Regions from separate parts of the Homo sapiens genome. Here region 1 is linked to region 2. A link is a loop called in an ENCODE intact Hi-C map of the cell type or tissue named here. Cell type or tissue: ascending aorta. All regions are shown on one strand. Each heading gives the region's core, and the rest is flanking DNA. Links, peaks and the distances in the headings are about the cores only.

Evidence for each region. Peaks named below come from ENCODE experiments on the same cell type or tissue, not always from the same donor. Only the 100,000 strongest peaks of a DNase experiment are listed, where the experiment ranks them.
Region 1: a loop joins it to region 2, with 2.8 times the contacts of the local background. A loop is called at or near these places in 2 of 110 quality-filtered maps.

The regions. Positions count from the first base shown.
Region 1 is chr17:17,472,042-17,481,917 of GRCh38, reverse strand. It overlaps MED9 (mediator complex subunit 9), which reads right to left and starts at 4,918. Exons shown (of 2, transcript NM_018019.3): 1 at 4,653-4,918. The coding sequence starts at 4,876. RefSeq lists an enhancer at 4,815-4,914. In ascending aorta, for the core only: no CTCF peak of the experiment used is centred there; DNase peaks (open chromatin) are centred at 4,578 and 4,937; H3K4me3 peaks cover 2,108 bases; H3K27ac peaks cover 630 bases.
Region 2 is chr17:17,747,910-17,757,785 of GRCh38, reverse strand. The region is part of intron 2 of RAI1 (retinoic acid induced 1); the gene reads right to left. Among named protein-coding and RNA genes, the nearest start is that of RAI1-AS1, 13 kb to the left of the region's middle. RefSeq lists enhancers at 151-250, 4,830-5,531, 6,046-6,165 and a silencer at 5,236-5,705. In ascending aorta, for the core only: a CTCF peak has its summit at 5,614; DNase peaks (open chromatin) are centred at 2,074, 5,435, 7,665 and 8,663; H3K4me3 peaks cover 1,931 bases; H3K27ac peaks cover 3,847 bases.

The DNA.
Region 1 (9,876 bases), core at 614-8,613, 280 kb after region 2:
CTACAAGGACTGAATTTTGGAAAAGAGTTAGCTAAAAAGACGTAGTGCTCTAAATTTAGCATAACTATCACTATAAAAAATGTTTGTACCCTATGCCCCAGCAATTCTACTGCTGGGATTTATCTGATCATAAACTTACTCCTACACAAAGATGCTAACCCCAGCACTGTGCTGGTAATAGCAAGAATAAGAAAAACAGCTAGAAGACCATCAACAGAAAACCAGTTCCATCAGTTATGCTGCATCCACAAGATGCAATTTTCTGCAGCTGCCTTAATGAGGTAGATCTTTATGTGCAGTATGGAAAGGTGGCCAAAAGAGACTAATCAGTGAAAAAAGTCAAGTACGACGTGATCTCAATTTGTATAAATTTTTGAAATGACATTCATATGTAATTCCCAGAAGGAACTTAGGAAAGTATTAACAGCAGTTACTACAGGTGAGGGGACTTGGGGGAAGGAACACATTTTCCATTTTACGTTTCTCTGTACTTCTAAACTTGCAGTTGTTACTTTTATTAAATAATTTTTCAAAAACTCTGAATTCTTTATGAGAACAAGAAAGGCTAAATTCACTACTTCAGATTTTACCTCCTTACTCACCCCTGTGCAAGAAGTAAACAAAGAATAAAAGGATCATTGGGGAAGTTATAGGAAAGGAAGGGACCCAGGGCCAGAGAGCGCCACCTGGGTGGACCGGACATGGTCCCAGCCCTCATCTCCACCCGCCAGTACTGTGTCTTGACTGGCTTCCAGCCTGACAGTTTCACTAGCTCCCCATCCCTCAGAAGACACCTGCACTCTGTTTCCTGGCTCTTCCCTCCTCCCCAGCCACCTCTTCCTGCCTTGGATGTATGCTCAACACCACCAAGCTAGAAGCTGACTCCCATGAGTAGATGCTATTTCTTGGCTTCGTGTCCTTACATGTTTTTCCTATACCAACATTCCTCCTGCCTCCCTTTCCTAATTGAAGACTCATTGTTGGCATCACTCTTACCAAGCCTTCTGACTCCCCCAGGCTTCACGAGGTCTCCTCTCCCTTCCTCCTCTGCCCTTATTCCTCCCTCATTTGCCTATAAACTCAAAGACACGCCTATACTGAAGGTTTGCAGGTTGGATCCTAGCCTCTTCTCATGTTTACAGCTGCAGAACCACTCCATTCCTTTGTGGCTACTGTTTCCTCCACGTGGCTTTTTCTGCTCTTCTGTCTTGTCTTTCTCTTTTTTCCTCTCTCTCTCTGTCTCCTCTCTTTCTTTCTTTCTTCTTTGAGACAGAGTCTATGTCACCCAGGCTGAAGTGTAGCAGTGCGATCATGGCTCACCGTAGCCTCAGCTCCCTGGGTTCAAGCTATCCTCCCATCTCAGCCTGCCCAGGTGCTGGGCTTGCAGACAGACATGAGGCACCGCGCCTGACCCGTGTCTTTCTTACCAGGGGGTTTCTTCCTATGCTTAGTGACCTTGGCCATCCACTCATATATTTAAGAATAAAACACTAAAAGGCTTAGTGGAAGCTCTGCAAATGAGTGATGCTTGTTCATTTTCTCAGAATTAATTGACTAGGCTTTTTTTTTTTCCAATGTCTTTTCTCTTAATTGGTCACGCACCATAGAGAGGGCACTTCCACTCTCTTTGGCTGCCAATCTAGAAGCCAGGTGGGGGAAGGCTCGGGTGGTGTCTCTCTTCAGACTGTGAACTTTCTCTTAATCCCTCTTTTCAGTATGGCTCCCCCTACCTACCCCTGCAGTGTGCCTGGTGTCCCACAGTCAAGGTACTCTCTGGCTTATTCCTTCCTAAGAATAAATCTCGGGAGAGTAACCTTTTAACCATCTGCCAAGTTGGAAGAAGGGTAGTCACCCGGCCGCTTGGAGGGGATGGGAGGTGGGACAGGACTGTGGGGACCTGCTTCTTAAACAGACTTCCAAGTAATCTTCCTGTTCTTAGACCCACCTTCACCCCTATTTCCAGGGGGTCCTTGCACTAGAGTTCCTGAGATCTGGGGATAGGCCATGGTTAACAAACCAGGTGCTTAGGAGTTGGTAGATGAATTAGCCCTGGTCATCCACTTTGTGGCAATCATCTCCTGTCCTATTCTTTTTGGTTTTATGCTTTTTATTTTTGACACAGGGTCTCATTCTGTCACCCATGCTAGAATGCAGTGGCATGATCTGGGTTCAAGTGATCCTCCCACTTCAGCCTCCCAAGTAGCCAGGACTGCAGGCACACACCACCATGCCTGGCTAATTTTTTTTGTATTTTTTGTAGGGACGGGGTTTTGCCATGTTGCCCAGGCTGGTCTTGAACTCCCAGGCTCAAGCGACCGGCTCGCCTCAGCCTCCTAAAGTGTTGGGATTACAGGCATGAACCACCATGTCTGAAGGTTTTATGCTTTTTTTTTTTTTTAAACTCCCTTCTCTGTCCTTTTAGATGGAACAGAGACAAGCACATGTGATCAACCCACTATGTTTCACAGGTACACTCCTGAGTACATCTCCCAACAATCCTATGACATAAGCATTCCCATTTCACAAGAGAAAAACAGGCTCAGAGAAGCTAAGCTACTTGCCAAGGTCACCCAGTCAGCACATTATAGAGCTATGACATAATCTGAACCTCTCTTTTGAGGTCCACTATGGACATATTAGAGATAAGAAGATTATGGCCTAGAAAGGTTAGGCATTTATATCAAGATTAGAAGGCAAGAAAATGTCAGTACACAGATTTGAACACAGGGCTGTCTAACTTCAAAGCCTGTTCTCTCTAGTATAACTTACTACTACATCTTTTAAGGCCAACCCAACCCAGCTGCTCTACCAGGGCTCAAGAATATACTCTTGGGGAGTTCAAGAGCTGTCCTTGTGAATGTGTACATTTTGTGTTTTCATTTTTCCACATTTTTCTTAAAACCAGTAAACTAGGGTTAATCAGAATAAACCCTTTATAATCCAGCACTGCCCTAGGATTACAGGGGCTCCATATGTATTTCTGTCTATGATCATTATCACAGGCTCACGAAAACTGAATAGGCTGCCTTATCCTATAAGCATTACTTTTTTTTTTTTTTTGAGGCAGAGTCTTGCTCTTGTTGCCCAGGCTGGAGTGCAATGGCATGATCTCGGCTCACTGCAACCTCCACCTCCCGGGTTCAAGTGATTCTCCTGCCTCAGCCTCCTGAGTAGCTGGGATTACAGGCAGCCGCCACCACACCCGGCTAATTTTTGTGTTTTTAGTAGAGATGGGGTTTTGCCATGTCGACGAGGCTGGTCTCAAACTCTGACCTCGTGATCCGCCCGCCTTGGCCTCCCAAAGTGCTGGGATTACAGGCATGAGACACCATGCCTGGCCCCTATAAACAGTATTTAAACACCAAGTGAAACCAAATGAAGCCAGGGTCTAATGTGAGAACAAAGCCTTTGTAGTTATTTGAAAAGTGGCAGAAGAGCATCAGGTCATCCCACAGCAAGTGAATCTAATTTGCTTAAACTCAAAAGTGGGTGGGCCACTAACAGTCAAGACCTTCACGTTGTAACAATTCCATTTCAGTAAAACAGTGAAGAGCACATTCATGTTCACCTGAATGTTACTGGAATCGTAATTTTCTTTTAATTTACTTTGTTTTGGTCTTTAATGGTTGAGTAAGAGTTACAAGCCTAGGGGTTTACACCTAGTATCACGTGGATATACAGTGAAGTAACATAATGAAAATAATTTACAGCCTGGGCAACATGGTGAAACTCCATCTCTACAAAAAATACAAAAATTCGCTGGGTGCCATGGCTCATGCCTGTGGTTCCGGTTACTTGGGAGGATGAGGTGGGAGGATGGCTTGAGGCCAGGAGGTTGAGGCTGCAGTGAGCCGAGATCACGCCACTGTACTCCAGTCTGGGTGACAGAGCGAGACCCTCTCTCAAAAAAAATAATAATTTAGGCAAACATAAGGATCAGTGAGACTTTTGTGTTTTTGTTTTTGGTTTTTCCTCTACAGAGTCACTTTGAAAACTCAGGCTACCCTGAAGGCTGGCCAAAAGGATGACAACAATTATTTCCTTTGGTACTGTTAGAACAAAGTCAGTACAAGTGGGTCTAATCATCTGAGGCAACTTCTGTGTTTCTGCTTAGTCTAATGTTTCCCATCGCCACCACTCCCGTCTCAATCTTTTTGAATTGTGGGTTATTCCCAATCATGTCTTTTTTTCCTTCTATCTAAACCTTTGGGGGTGAAAAGTTGGCCCCTTTTACTGCGTCCATCCCGTAGCACTTGGCACAGGGAAGATGATGCTTATCTGTTGAGTTTGCTGAACTAAGGAACTAAAGTGAGTATTACCAACATTAAAGGTGAGAAAACTGAGGCTTAAAGAGATTTAATTTGCTCAAGATCGCTGGGATGAACATTTGAGCCGCTGGACAAGAGTCTGCATTTAGTCTCTAAGCTGGCTTCATTCTTAAGGATATCGCACCTCTCGAGGCTCAAATCGTTTGCTTAACTCATGGAATGTCTCTGTGGTCTTGGGAAAGGCCTCTTCCCGCTCTGGGTCTGAGTTTCCCCATCTGTGAAACGGGGGCGTGCCCCAGAGCGCCAAGGCCTCTTGCAGCTCTGAAACGGCTGAGAGGAGAAGCTGGAGGGAGTATGGGGCCTGGTCCTCTCCTAGGTTCTTACCATTTGATGATGTTGTGAACCAAAGGTAAAAAGGAGTAGTTCTCTTCCTCCCTCGCGCGGGCAGGTGACTGAGGCCGTGGCGCCGGCGACTGCTGCGGTTGAGGCGCAGGGACCGGCGGCGGCTGAGGAGGCGGCAGCGGCTTGGTGTCAGGCAGCGGCTGGTCGGACGTTGGCGGCAATACATCCTCCGCCTGTCGCCCGGCTGCCACCCCAGCAGAGGCCATGGCTCCGGGGGTAGGTTAGCCAGAGGTCGGGTCGCCAAAAGCGTCGCGCACTCTACACGTCACCACCGCGCGCCCTGCAGGGGCGGGGTGTGGAGGAAGGCTCTGAGCGTGCGCACTGGGCAGTCGGCGGGAAAAGGCGCGGAGGCGGGGGTGGGGAGGCTGTTGCTAGGCAACGGGCCGTGGGTGGGTCTGGGGTGCCTGGATTTGGATTGTGAGTCAAGATTGCTAAATTATTAAATAGTGAGAAATAGGGGTTTATTTCAGAAATAACAATCTTTTTTTTTTTTTTGAGACGGAATTTCGCTCTTGTTGCCCAGGCTGGAGTGCAGTGGCGCGATCTCGGCTCACCGCAACCTCCGCCTCCCGGGTTCAAGCGATTCTCCTGCCTCAGCCTCCCTAGTAGCTGGGATTACAGGCATGCACCACCACGCCCGGCTAATTTTATATTTTTAGTAGAGACGGGGTTTCTCCATGTTGATCAGGCTGGTCTCGAACTCCCCACCTCAGGTGATCCGCCCGTCTCGGCCTCCCAAAGTGCTGGGATTACAGGCGTGAGCCACTGCACCCGGCCAGAAATAACAATCTTCTTATTCCTATTCACACGATGAAGAGGGCCCCAAAGCCACAAACACAGGAAGCCTTGAGATTAGTAAGGTGCAGCCTGGCCCAGTGCACCCAAGTCTGGAGAGGAGCCACTGGACCTGTGGGAGGCGTAGACAGCACTTACCTGCTGGGTGAGGCACCAAACCCGGCCCAGCCCACAGTGCAAGACATCGAGACCTCGAGTTTAGCCCTAAGGACGCAGAGGCAAAGGGATTGCGGTCCCTTCAATGCTGCAAGGTTGCTTAGAAAGAGTCTAATAATTCAACTCAACACACATTTAGTATGCACCTGCTGGATGGCCACCTGTATGTGTGGTTGCAGGCAGGCTGTCCTTGCTTTCAGTACAAGGTAGAGGGGATTGGTGCCAGGAGTAAATATCATATCCTGGAAGAACGACAAGGTCAGGTACTCTCCATACCTTCGGGCCAGTTCCCCAAGCCCCTAGGTCCCAGTTTCCTCACCCCTAAAATCATATTTAGTTCAGATTCATGGCACAGCCTAAACTGCATTCTAACTTCACATGCGTGGCTGACCCCAAAAGGTCTTGTTGGCATGAGGACTCCCTAGGATCATAGGCCAAAGATGGGTTTATGGTTATGCTTCTCAAAACAAGTTTGATATGAGGGCTGTGTAGTAATTTTCCGGGCAATGGGGACACCCACCCCAAGCTTAGCTAGTGAGTAGAAGACATGAGTGGGGAAAGCTGTCAACTGGTGAGCCCATTCTGCTGTAATCCACCATCATGGGCAGTACAGAGAGGCGAGGAGGTCCACATCCACATAGCATGATGAACAGGAGCCTTAAGAGCAAGGTGGCCAGGGAAAGGATCAATGCTGATATTTTCAGGCACATTGGGAGGGCTGTGCGGAGGCAGATCCTTGGGGAGTAGGACCATAGATGGAAGTGCTGTTGGAGGGTGCGCTGTACAGGTTCTGTAGTAAAGGGCCTCAGCACAGCTCTCTGCAGCAAGAGCTGCCCACGGTGCCCCAGAGAGAGAGCAAAGGGAGGGAGTGGGTTGCGGAGTTTTCTTCCTTCTAACCATTGACCTCTCCAACTAAGGGAAAGTTCAAGAGTTCTGGTTGAGCATGGAGGAGAAAAAGGCCAGATGTGCTTGAAGAGACTGTATACCCTTGGAGTCATCTGGGGAAAGATGATATAGTAATAGTAATAATAATAGTAATTACCACAACTACCATGGAGTAAAAGTAGATACAGGGAACAGAGTTACAGTCACTGTCTCAATCCACAGACAGAGGTCTAGAAGATGGATGTCAGGATCCCCATTTTCTAGATGAGAAAACCAAGACTTACAATGGTTAAGATCCCAGCCTAAGGGTCAACGCAGTTGCTGATGCCAAGTCTATGATCTTAACCAACACTAAAGAGACTTCGGATCCCTACCAGTTCTGTAACTTTATGATTCAAAATGTTAAAGTGGGTTTGAATTCAGAATTCAAAAACCAATCCAATATTCATCAATAATATCCCCATGGCAATCACACGTCATCTTTGCCCTCCCAGAGTGTTTTATAACTTAATTATGAGCCACAACTATATCATTGTCAGAAAAATGAGGATGCTTCTTAAAAGAAAAAACACTTGAGGTATAAATAGATATGGCTAAAGAAAACAGGTTGAAAACCTAGGAAGCATGAACCAGTATGGTGCATTGACAGTTTGCCCTAAAAATAGTTAATATAATTAGTGGCAAAGAGTAAAGCTGACTTCATAATGTTGCAAGCGGATGTCAGAAAAATACTGCCTGTGCTGGTTTCATTAAAGCTGAAATTGCCACAACAAATGTGTGTCTGTTTATAACCTGCTCTGTTAAAAGTCAGGAAAGACAGATGCTCCATTGATATGTAAGGACAATGTATTGTGGTGAAGGAAACTTCACCCCACCACAAGGGAAGCTCTAAGGTCATTGCTTTCTTAGGTGGATTTATGCCGTTTCTCACGGGGCCTTGTCCAGTTAGTGGTTACAAGGTCAGGCTTTGGAGGCAGCCGCCTGACTTCAGCCTCAACTCAGCCTCCTTGGAGCTTCGTGACTGGGCAATTGCTTAATCTCACTTCGTGCAGCCATGCCACCTCGCAAGACTGAATGGGCCATTACTTGTAAAGCACTTAGAGTAAATATCTGTGCGCAGTAAATAGTAATTCTTCTTGCTATTAGATTTAGGACTTCTTACTTCACCAATTAACAAAACCCAGACAGACAGCAGCTAAGAGGAATGATCCACATCACTGCCCTTTGATAAAAATGTAAGCCAAACATGCAAGCCGCAGAGGCGGTGTTCAGTTTTCTAGCAGCCATATTAAAAAATAAGAAAACAGGTCGGGTGTCATGGCTTATGTCTGTAATCTCAGCACTTTGGGATGCCAAGGCGGGTGGATCACTTGAGGTTAGCCTAGCCAACATAGTGAAACCCCATCTCTACTAAAAATACAAAAATTAGTTGGGCGTGGTGGCACACACCTGTAGTCCCAGCTACTTGGGAGGCTGAGGCAGGAGAATTGCTTGAAGCTGGGAAGCAGAGGTTGCAGTGAGCCAAGATCACACCACTGCACTCCAGCCTGGGCGATACAGCGAGACTCTGTCTCAAAAAAAAAAAAAAAAAAAAAGAGAGAGAAAACATAGGTGAAGCTAATTTTAATGATACATTTTATTTAACCCAATATGTCCAAAATATTATAATTTCAACAAGTAATCAATATGAAAATTATTAATAGGATATTTTACTGTTTTTCCTACTGTCTTTGAAACCGGGTGTTTTACACTCACCGTACATCTCAATTCCAGCAGTCACATATCACTGCTCAGCATCCAAATGTGGCCAGCAACTACAGAACTGGATGGTGCAGAGAAATGGATTCATATCAACATAGACAACACTCACATCATAATGGTGGAAATGGAGGAAAAAGCGAGTTCTACAATGGATATAGAGTATATTACCACTTATGCAAATGTTGAAGCATGAAAAATAACATTCTCTATTGTCCATAAATATGACACCTATGTAAATGTATTTGAAAAAGGAACTGGGGGATACACCTCACATGGATGGGACAGGGGACGAAGCAAGGACTGGGAATATAACAGGCACAGCAACTTTCTATGTGGTGTTTTATCTCTTGTATATGAGATAACTTGAAGTAAATAGGATAAATATGAACAACGGCCAAATAGAGGGGTGGGTGCAAGGGGGTTTGGCACATAGACTCCATGCTCTGCTCCTCTCTGGCTCTATGACGCTGGGCAAGTTATTTAACCTCCCTGAGCCTGGGTCTCCTCATCTGCAAAATGGAATCATACAGTACCTACCTAATGGGGCTGCTGAAACAGTTACAAGAGGGAATGCATGTCAAGAGCTTCAAACAGTGCCTGGCACATAGTAAGCATCTATGTGTTAGCTACTACTGCTACTTAATTTTTTTTTTTTTCAAAAACCCTGGAGTAATTATTCCTTATGCAATAAACTGCTACTACAAGAACACATACAAAAACCAGACTGCACCCAGAACTGAACTTTCAGATGCTCAAAGTGGACCCGTATCACACATATCTATGAATATTCTTGTGATACAAGAATTCTGCTACGTAAAGTCCAAAAATAGTCATGTCTCCGTCAGACAGACACCATGGGTCTTGTTAAACTGATCATGTCATCATATGATAGAGGGCTTTTTCATCAAAGCTATATTCTTACTTATGATTCATCCTTTTCTTTTCATAACCTGGAGCCTCAGGCAGGTGGAAAAAGCTACACAATACTTTGATTTTTGTGAGTTAAAAAAAAAAAAGGCAGCAATCATTGTTCTGGCCAAATGTAGTGCAATGTATACCAGGAATCAGCTCACTGAAGCCACGATTCATTGCATAAACCTCAGACAAAAGCCCTTTGCTTGGGTCCACCCTGCGGATTGTCTTTCTTCTCTCTCTGAGCTCCACTTGAATCTCCTTTTTATTCTTTTCAGCCGTCCTCTCCTAACTCTGAGATACTCCATTACGTTCATTTTCTCAACTCATTTCTGTTAGTGGTTTCATTTCTCAGAATCATTTGTTTTGGGGGCATTTCAGCATACAAATCCGACTGTATTTTTTTCAGACTGAGAGAATGTTCTCCTTGAGTCCTTTCTTTTAGTCCTTCTGTTTGTGATCTTTCACCAGATCTTCACCAGCTGCCCTTAAATTACCAAACAGCTTTTGATATAATACAAATGAGAGGCAATCCATTCCAGGAACTAGCTTTTATCAAAAATGGTTCATTATTGTTCTGAAGCCGTATTTTTTCCAATCTCTTTACTACATAATTTTCATCCAAATTATTTGTTAGCCAATTTCTTTTTCTGTTTACCAGCTGCTCCCCAAAAGCCTCAATCTTAACCCCTTCTGT
Region 2 (9,876 bases), core at 1,209-9,208:
CTCCTTTTAGCGTGAGCAGGTGTATCTCAAGTAGTCTCCGGAAGTGGCACTGATGGGCGCCTGCGGCGGGGGCTGTGTGGGGCTGATTACAGGCGCTACAGAGGCAAAATGCGAGTCCTAACTTCCCTTCTGCTTAGCTGCAAGTGGTAGTGGTTGTTGAGTTGTGGGAAAAAAAAATCCTCCGAGAAGAGGCGGCAGCCACGGCTGGGCAGGAAACAGGGCTGTTTAACTGGGGTCCTGCTGTCCCAAGAAAGCCGCAGTGCCCGAGGGGGAAGGTGGAGCGCAGGCAAGGCACACACTGGCAGGTGGGCCCCGCTGCAGCCAGGCTGTCCCCCACCCCTACGGCAGGCTGGGGTTACTGGAATTGAACTGGTCTGTAGAAGGGTTGCTGCCCTCTCTGTGCTCACATCCTGCCGCCCCCCGGCTTGGCCCACACTGCCTCCTGATCTGGAGCTCTCTCCTGCCTCCGCAAACCCACCTTGGCCTCTCAGTCCAGGCTCAGGAAATCTTTCCTGACTCTGCAGCCAGATGAGCTGCCGTCTTCAGGCCAGAGAAGCCAGGCCCAGGGCTGAGCACCCAACACCTCCACAGCTGTCCCCACTTATAAACTGGGGTGTGTCTGGGCTCAGGGTCTCCCTGCCTCAGGGAGCCAAGAGCTCTCCCTGGACCCCGCTCCAAGCATGTGACACCACCCTATCCCTCCCTGGGCCTCCATCTGCTCCTCTGTAAATGGAGGTGGCCAGCCTGACCCCGCGGAGATAGGGTGAAGTGTACACAGGGCCCGGCATTCAGCACCCTCTGGGGGCTGCCCGAGAGGGCCCACAAACTCTGAAAGGCAATGGGCATGCGGTTAATAACAATGGCAACAGTCATGAACAGAATACCGTTCCCACCGGGCAAGCACATCACCCCAGTGAACAGGTGGGAAGCCTGAGGCCTGGCCAAGCACACCTTCACAGAAGCCCCTCTTCCTCCCCGTCCACTTCCCTGCCTCGTTACCGACGAACTGATTTGCTTTCTCCAGTGCCCCCGACTCAAGCGTCTGCTTCACTAAGAGGATTTTTGGTCTATTTTGTTCACACTGTGTCCTGAGCACCTGGGACAGATTAGCACGTAGTAGGCGCTCAAGGATTTGCGGAAGACTCTATGGAGATTTTCTGATTTGAAGCTAGCACACTTTACTTGACTGCATCTACCTTTATACGTAAGGGAGGTAAAGGTGAAGAACAAGACAGTGGAAAGCAAACACACTATTTCAAAGGAGTTTCCAAAAATAAAAAAATTCATTCATGCCAGGTGCAGTGCTCACACCTGTAATCCCAGCACTTTGGGAGGCAGAGGCAGGTGGATCACCTGAGGTCAGGAGGTCCAGACCAGCCTGACCAACATGGAGAAACCCTGTCTCTAATAAAAATACAAAATTAGCCAGGCATGGTGGCAGGCACCTGTAATCCCAGCAACCTGGGAGGCTGAGGCAGGAGAATCACTTGAACCTGGGAGGCAGAGGTTGCGGTGAGCCGAGATCACACCATTGCACTCCAGCCTGGGCAACAAGAGCAAAACTCTGTCTCCAAAAAAAAAAAAAAAATTCATTCACTCCTGCTGTGGCCAGGCACCCCCGTGCCAGGTCCCATGATGGATGCTTAAGTTTCGCAGGCTCCAGAACTCCTGTCCCAGGGGAACAGGGACACAGGCAGTCCCAACAGGCCCTGCAATAACCAACCAGACCCCACATGGAGGCTGGCCAGGCCCTCCTGGCTTTCCATGGTGGCTAGGGCTCACGTAAGGACTGGGTGCACCGAGGGCCGCACTGGGGACACTGGTCCCTGGTGAGCTGCAAAGAGCGGCCAGCTGGATTTATCACTAAAGGGAGAGGGTTGGGGATAGGGAAGGGTGATGTGTGCAGAGGGTACAGCCCTGCCCAAGCTGTGAGGCACGGCAGGCCTTGGGGTGAAGAGAAGGCGGGCTTGACAGGGTGTAGGCCGGGTCTGAGGGATGCTGGGTGCCAGGGGAGGAGCTGGGCTTTGTCAGAGAGCCCTGGGGCGACCCAGCCAAATCTGAGGGTCAGGATGACATGACCCCATGGGAGAAAGCATGGCTGGGCCCAGGATAGGATAAGCAGGGAAGGATCTGGGGGGACGCACCCCTGCTGGCTAGGACACTGACTGATGGAGGAGGACATGCTCCTTGGAGGGACTAAGGGTCTCTGCTGGAGAAATGCCCCCAAACAAAGAGCTCTCTCCTGAGTCTACCACCCTCTGCCCTCCCTGGGCTCCAATGTCCAGGCCCCCTGCCCTTCAGTCAGGCCCAGCTGGGGCAAGTTGGTGAGGGTGACCCCAAGGTCGTGGCAAACAGGGAATGCCAACTCACCCTGCCAAGTGGTTCCAGTGCCCAGTGCTCTCCCTGCCCTCCTAACTCTAGGCCTACACCTCTCCTTTCTGCATCACTCCCGCCCCATCCACCCAGGGAGCAAAGCTGCCAGAAGCTAGAGCCCACTTAATCAGCCACTCAGCATTCCATAGAGCTGTATTACACACCATGCGCTGGGCCCTGTGTGGAGGGCTCACAGTCCAGCACTGGGGTGCTGCCAGGCTCTTGGGGTGACAGTGTGTAAACAGGCCTGCTAAACCAGGGTGGCAGCACCGTGACAGGAAGGCTCAGGCTGTGGGAGCTCAGAGGAGCCCTCTAAACAGTCCAAACGTCAGGCAAAGCCTTCAGGGGGAGGCATGGTGTGAATGTTGTGGGGGTACAGCTATGGCTATTTCCTCTCCTCTCCTGACCTCCCCGCTGTCGCACTCCAAAGCCTGTGTTCATAAAGCCGCTCCAGACAGGTGGGCCTTCTCTAATCCAAATTACCAGCCCTCTCAGAGCCTCAGTTTTCCTGATCTATAAAATGGACCCAATGAATGTAGACTGGGAAAGTGCTTACCAAGCACCTACTATGTAGTTACTCCTCTCTCCCACCCTCTGTGCAGAGACGGGCCTTGCACCCTTGCCCTATCTTCCTAACCCAAGTTGAGGCCTGGTGGCAGCCCCCCAACCACTGCCCAAAAACGCTTAGGGCTCTGGAGTACCAGGAACTGAACACTAGTAGGTACAGGCTGTCGGATATTATTTGTTATGGCTTTAATAACAGTTTACAGAGGGCCGGTTTCCCATGGCTAAGGCACATAATTTCTGTAACTTTACTAGTGCCACTAACTTGAGTTGTCATGGGAGGCAGGAGGGGAATTAAAGATCAGGTTAGGGAGGCTGGGCGCAGTGGCTCATGCCTATAATCCCAGCACTTTGGGAGGCCGAGGCAGGCGGATCACCCGAAGTCGGGAGATAGAGACCAGCCTGACCAACATGGAGAAACCCCGTCTCTACTAAAAATACAAAATTAGCCAGGTGTGGTGGCGCATGCCTGTAATCCCAGCTACTCGGGAGGCTGAGGCAGGAGAGTTGCTTGAACCCGGGGGGCTGAGGCAGGAGAACTGCTTGAACCCAGGAGGCGGAGGTTGCGGTGAGCCGAGATCGCGCCATTGCACTCTAGCCTGGGCAGCAAGAGCGAAACTCTGTCTCAAAAAAAAAAAAAAAAAAAAAAAAAAAAAAGATTGGGTTAGGCGAATGGCATAAAATGCCTTTGTACAAAACAGGAAGACACCCCAGGTGCCAGGCTGCACAGCTGGCCAGTGGCTCGATTTCTTCCAGGGATCCTTGTACAATGTACAACTTGTACAACCATACACTTTGGCCCTAGGTTCAGGTGAGTGTCAGCATGGAGGCCTTTCCCCAAATAGGTCTCCCCTGCTTTACAGACCACCCAGCCCAGGTATGAGACCTTGAGATCCAATGCAAAGTTGAAGTGTGTGTGGACAAGCACATTTTTCTGAAGAGGGTCTAGAACTTTTTTCCAAATCCCAAAGGATCCACAGTTCCTCCAGTCTAGACTTGAATCTGGAGCCAGGGTCTGGGGCAGAGAACGGTAGACTTTCTAGAGCCTGGAGAGGAGTTCAAATGTGTTCTGAGACACAGATATCTGTCATTCCATTTCTCAAATGATGGACTTAAGACTGAGTATCAAAACCACACACAGGCAGTTTGAATAAAAGGGCATTCCTGAGCCCCACCCCTTAAAATCTGTGATTTGAGGGTGGCCTGAGCCCAGGAATCTGCTCCTAGTACAAACTTCGGGGTGGTTTATAGCACCCAGCAAAGCTCAGGAAGCTCTGATTTAATACATTGTTATTAGCTTGGCTCAAATTGCATTTTCTTTTGGTGTTGGTGAGGAAACAATGTATATACCCCAGAGATCACCCAACTCCCAAAAGGCTATCCATGTATAACCGTGAAGCCGATTTCATGAGTTTAGCTCCCTTTTGTTTTGTGGGAGTGCCATGGGGGTAAGGGGTGTGGAGATTTTCTCGCTGCTCTACCACTCCAACCCCCACTCCAACCCTGTCAAGCCAGGACAAGGCACAGCAAGTAATACACAAACGAAGAGTCAGATGCTGGGGCTCCCAGGTCTGGTCGGCAGGGGTCCTGAGCAGCCCTCACTCCAGGCCCCTCCAGCCTGTGTCTGTGACCCTGCCTTCCTCCTGAGGCAGGGCCAGCCCCTGGGGCTCCTGTCTGGCCAGCACAGTAGGCCATTCACCAAGGGCACACACCAAACCAGGCTCCTCGGGCCTGGGGTCCAGGCCAGACACTGACCCAGTGCCCTGGCTTTGGAGACAAACTCTTCTGTGTCTGGGTCTGAAGGCACATCTGTCTCCCTTCCTCCCAAGTCCCGGGCCAGTACAGCCGGCACCACCCACCAAGGAAGCCTCAGGCAACCTGATGAATGGAGGCATTCAACAACACAAACCGAGCACCTACTGTGTGCCAGGCCACAGACAGGGCCCTGCCCTGAGGCACACGTGTGATGAGGGCGGAGAGTGCACAAAAAGAGATATAAACGCTGGGCAGAGGAGTGCCAGGCAGGGCAGGTCACGGTCTGTGTGGAGAGCCTCCTGAGGGGGTGAGGAATCGGCCGGAAAGAAGGACTTTAAGAGTGTCCAGGAATGACGTGCAAAGGCCCTGTGGTGGTGAGGAGAGGGAGGGGCCAGCGTGGCAAGTAAGGTGGTCGGCCCCCGGGGACACGTCTGCAGTGCCTGGCCACCCACGGCCGGATGAGGATTAGGGGGCGCTGGCCTAGCAGGCCTCTCACTCTCAGACTCCAAGGGCCAAGAAAAACTACGGACAGGAAGCCCGGGTCTGGAGGCGTCCTTTGTTCGGGGCCGCCATCAAGGAGCACTCACCCCTATCCCAGGCTCCCGGGGCGGCTGTTCCGGAAGCCCCGCCCCTTTCCAGCCGCGCGCGGCCGCGCCCGCCTGTTAATCACAGGCAGCGCGCGCCAGTACAAGACCAGCCTCGCCCCGGGGGCCCCGCCCACAGGTCAGCCCCGCCCCTTTCCGCTCACCCCGCCCCGCCCCTCCGCAGTGTGACGGCCAATCAGGGGCGTCTGCCCGGGCTGGGGGCTGGGGCATGTGCGAACACAAAAGGCAGGAAATACGAGTAGTCTGGGGCGCTGTCACCATGGCTACCTGCGCCCGCGCGCCGCCCCGCGCCCAGTCCCGGCACTGGCCCGTGGGTATGCCGGGCGGGAGGCTCCTGCGGGGCGCTGGGCAGCCCTCTCCCCACAGGGCTGCAAGACCCTGGGCCTCCACTTCCTAGTCTGTGAAATGGGGTCACGTTTTGCCCAGGGCTGAATTCACTCATACTTCAACAAACATTTATTGAGTGCCTACTATGTTCGGGTGCTTGAGATCCACCACTATAAGAGATTAAAAAAACAAAAAATAAAAAAAAACTCTGCCCTTGGTGGCTTCTATGGGAGGAGTTGGGGAGACGCACGGAAGGGAGGCAGCCAATAAGCAGCAACATAAATCAGTAAATTGTACAGGGCGTTACACCGCGACTGAGTGCTCTGGGGGAAACATTCGCTAAGGGGAACGGGTACTAGGTTCGTAGTTTTAAATAAGGTGGTCTGGCAGGCCTCATCAAGAGAGGTAATTTGAGAGAAGACTCTAAGGAGAAGGAGGAATCGGCCCTGTGGCTCTCCAGGAAGAGCACTGCAGGCAGGACAGGCGGCCAGTGCGTGCAAAGGCCCAAGGCAGTAGTGTGCCCGCAGGAGAGCAAGGGGCCACGGTGCATAGCTAGGGAAGAGTTATGGCAGTGACACAGCAGAGCAAGCCAGCAGGTGCTCAGTCCAGTCGCTCTCTGTTCACTTTCCCTCCTCACCTTCCTTCTTTTTTTGCTACCCTTTCCTTCTCTACGGACAAGGGGAAAACACCAGCTTGAGGTGAGATAAACAGTAGTTTTAGGAGACATTCCCTCTGCAGTGTGGGTCGGAAGGATCTCAGACTTAGGTCACTGTTCTGGGCAAGCTCTAGGGGCAAAGCAGACACAGGAGCCGAGAAGCCAGGCTCTCTTAGCCTTTGCACAGGCCCCTCTGCCTGGCATGCCTTTCCTTTTCAGTCTGACAGACTCCCACCTTAGCCTTCAAAGCCCGACCAAATGTCACCTCCTCGGGAAGCGTGGGCTACCTGCCTTGATGAGGCTCCACTTCCTGGAGCTACTCTTCCATACAGACCCCATCCTAGCACTGGCCACACACCCCTCCCTCCCGCTTTCCTGCATGGAGGGCTGCTAAGGGGCAGAAAGGCCAACATGCCAGCACTTGTCAATCATAAAGAGCCAGAAAGACAAAACCGGAAGTCGACGGCTAATGGTTACTAGCCACATGTGTACCCATCTTCCTCCTCTGTGGAAGGCGGAAGGAAACAGATGCCCTCCAAATATGGACAGCTGAAATGATGAAGTGCTGAGCCCTGGCCCAGACCCTCAGAGAGATGTACTCAACCACCTCCCCACCCTTGGACAAGCACAAAACCAGAGAAAACAAAGGCCAGCAACTGTGGCTCAGCCCGCATAAATTTCTTCTGGACACTGGCCTGTCTATTTGAATATCTGTAATGTTTGGTGGAGTCAGGGGTGAGGGTCTCAGCCTTTGGCTGCTGCATCTCCAGACACCCATCATGTGTTTCTTTTCTTTTTTTTTTTTTTTTTTTTTTTTGAGACGGAGTACAATGGTGCAATCTCAGCTCACCTCCGCCTCCCAGGTTCAAGCGATTCTCCTGCCTCAGCCTCCCAAGTTGCTGGGATTACAGGCACGCACCACCATGCCCGGCTAATTTTGTATTTTTAGTAGAGACAAGGTTTCTCCATGTTGGTTAGGCTGGTCTCAAACTCTCGACCTCAGGTGATCCACCCGCCTCGGCCTCCCAAAGTGCTGGGATTACAGGCATGAGCCACCGTGCCCGGCCCATCATGTTTCTAATGGGTATTTTCCCCTTAACATGTCATTTGAGCCCCTGCCTGCTCATCAGTAAACTGGGCTAATTATAATACCCTCCTGTAGGGCTGTTGTAAGAATAAAATGGACTAATTTGAGAAAAGGGCTTACAACAGGGTATAGTGACAAGGACTCGGTAACGGTTGGCTCTGCTGATTAGAGAGACCAATACAGCAACCTATGGGAAGATTTGGAGTCACGAAAACCTGTTCTCCGTCCTTGGAGCCACAGCTGGACTACATTTCCCAGCCTTCCTTGCAGCTGGGCATGGTCACATGACTGTGCTCCAGCCAATGGAATGTGAATGCAAGTGATATCTCCTTCCAGGGTGGACCCTCCACACTAAGCCAGCTTGATGCAGACCATGCCCCGGCCACATTGCCATGTGGAGGAAACCTCCACCCACCAGAAATACTCACCATCCTCCGGAAATACAAACCTCCATCTAGAAATGCTAGGTTGGTTTGTTGCTGCAGCTGATCTTACCCTAACTAGTACAGGCATGTGCTTATCCATTCACTCATTTGCTCATTCAATAAATACTTAATGAGGCCCTAGTGGAGCTACATGCCCTATGCTGGGTGCTGGGGATACAGAGGGGAGCAACAGAAGGTAGGGGAACTCCCCACTTTCATGGAGCTTACAGTATGGCAAGAAGGACCAACCTTAGTAAATAAACCAGGGCAGGAAGGCTTCTCTGAGATGAGATCTATGAGAGAGAAGGAGGAGAGAGAGTTCCAGGCAAGAAAGACCAGCAGAGGCAAAGATCCTGAGGCCTGAAGGAGCATGGTCCACTTCCTGGTACCAAGAGGGGGGGAAGATGAAGCGAAAGTGAGCCATCTCCATCACATCCCCTCTCTGAATTTCAGTTTCCTCATATTTAAATTGTGGCCATGCTAATAGCCTCTCAAAGGGCATCTCTGAATCTCAGAGGAGAAAATAGCACACTCGAAGTGCTCCTGGATGCTCATTCATTCCTTGATGTTACCAAGAGTGGGCAGAAAGACCTCCGCCTGATGCCTAGGCAGTGCGTGGAGGATGCCGGCTAGGAGGTGAGCAGAGCTGTCTCTGGGGCTCAGGAGGCAGGAGCAGGGAGGGAGAGTTGCTGCTATTAAGGCTCCTGCCACGCAGGCTAAATATCAAGAGTCGTCTCCAGCCGGGAGAGCTATTAGGCGGCAGCGGAAGCACTGGCTCTCTGGGGAGGCGGGCAGGACTGTCCCTGGAGGCAGCTCAGGCGAGCTGGTGCTAAGAGCGGGAACTCTCTGCTGACGGGCAGATGCTGGCCGCCATTCAGCCTCTTTCTGGACGGGGATGGTTGTGAAGGGTATTGCAGGATTCGTGGGGAGATCCAGGAGGCCCCCAGGGGCTGATGTGTTGTTGTGCATTTCCCTGATGCTCCATGCCAGCCCTGCTGCTGTCTCCTGAGGTCAGAAGCAGGAACAGATGCAGCAGTTCTTTGAGGTGTGCCTGCCACCAGGTGCCAAAAAGGGCACAGGCAGGGAGGGGGGTGCAGCTAGAGGAGGTCCCATTAGGGGCTGAAGCCCCCAGTGATTTGTAGCGGGACCACATCACTCCCTTGACTCACATACCTGTCATGGCCCCTGAGGTCCCTGCCGCCAGCTTTCAGGCTCGCCTCTGCTCACTCCAGTGCTACCAAGCCCTGCAGCCCTCCACACCACAGTGCCCCACCGACATACGCGTGCGTACACTGTTTCTTCTGCCAGGTATGCCAGCCTCGGCTCCCATCCTCCTACACCTTTTCTATCATCATTTAAGAACCTATTGGAGTTCTAATCATGGCTAAGCCAGTTGTCCAAGCAACCTCCCCTCTCTGATCCTTAGCTTACTCACTGCTAACATACGGAAGCTATTTCCTATCTCACAGGGTTGTTGGTACAAATTAAACATGACGATGTATGTGAAAAGCACCTAATAGCATGTGGCATGAAGTAGTTATTTAAAAAGTGGAAACAAGAAAACCCCTACAAAAACCACCCAATCAACCTTCTCGGAGCAGCACCTCCTTCAGGAAGTCTTCCCTAATCACACCCTGGCTGTCCCCTTCTCCATGCATTTGAGTTTAAGTGCCTTTTTACTGGGCCCTCAGCTCCCTGGATGGCCCCTGGCATGGCACTACCTGGGACAACAATGACTTATTTGGGCATCTGCCCCATCTCCAACAGCCTGTAAAGACTTTGAGGGCAGGGACATTCCTGGTGGGTGCCAGGCCACACAGTCAGTGTTAGATGAATGAGTAAAGAAGATTGGGTGTCCTCATTCTTTGCCTGCCACCATGTAAGACATGCCTTTCGCCTTCCGCCATGACTCTGGGGCCACCCTAGCCAGGTAGAACTGGTCTTGCTCTGTCGCCCAGGCTGGAGTGCAGTCGCACGATCACAGCTCACTGTAGCCTCGACCTCCCAGGCTCAAGTGATCTTCCAGCCTTAGCCTCCAAGTAGCTGGGACCACAGGCACACTCCACCATGCTCAGCTAATTTTTT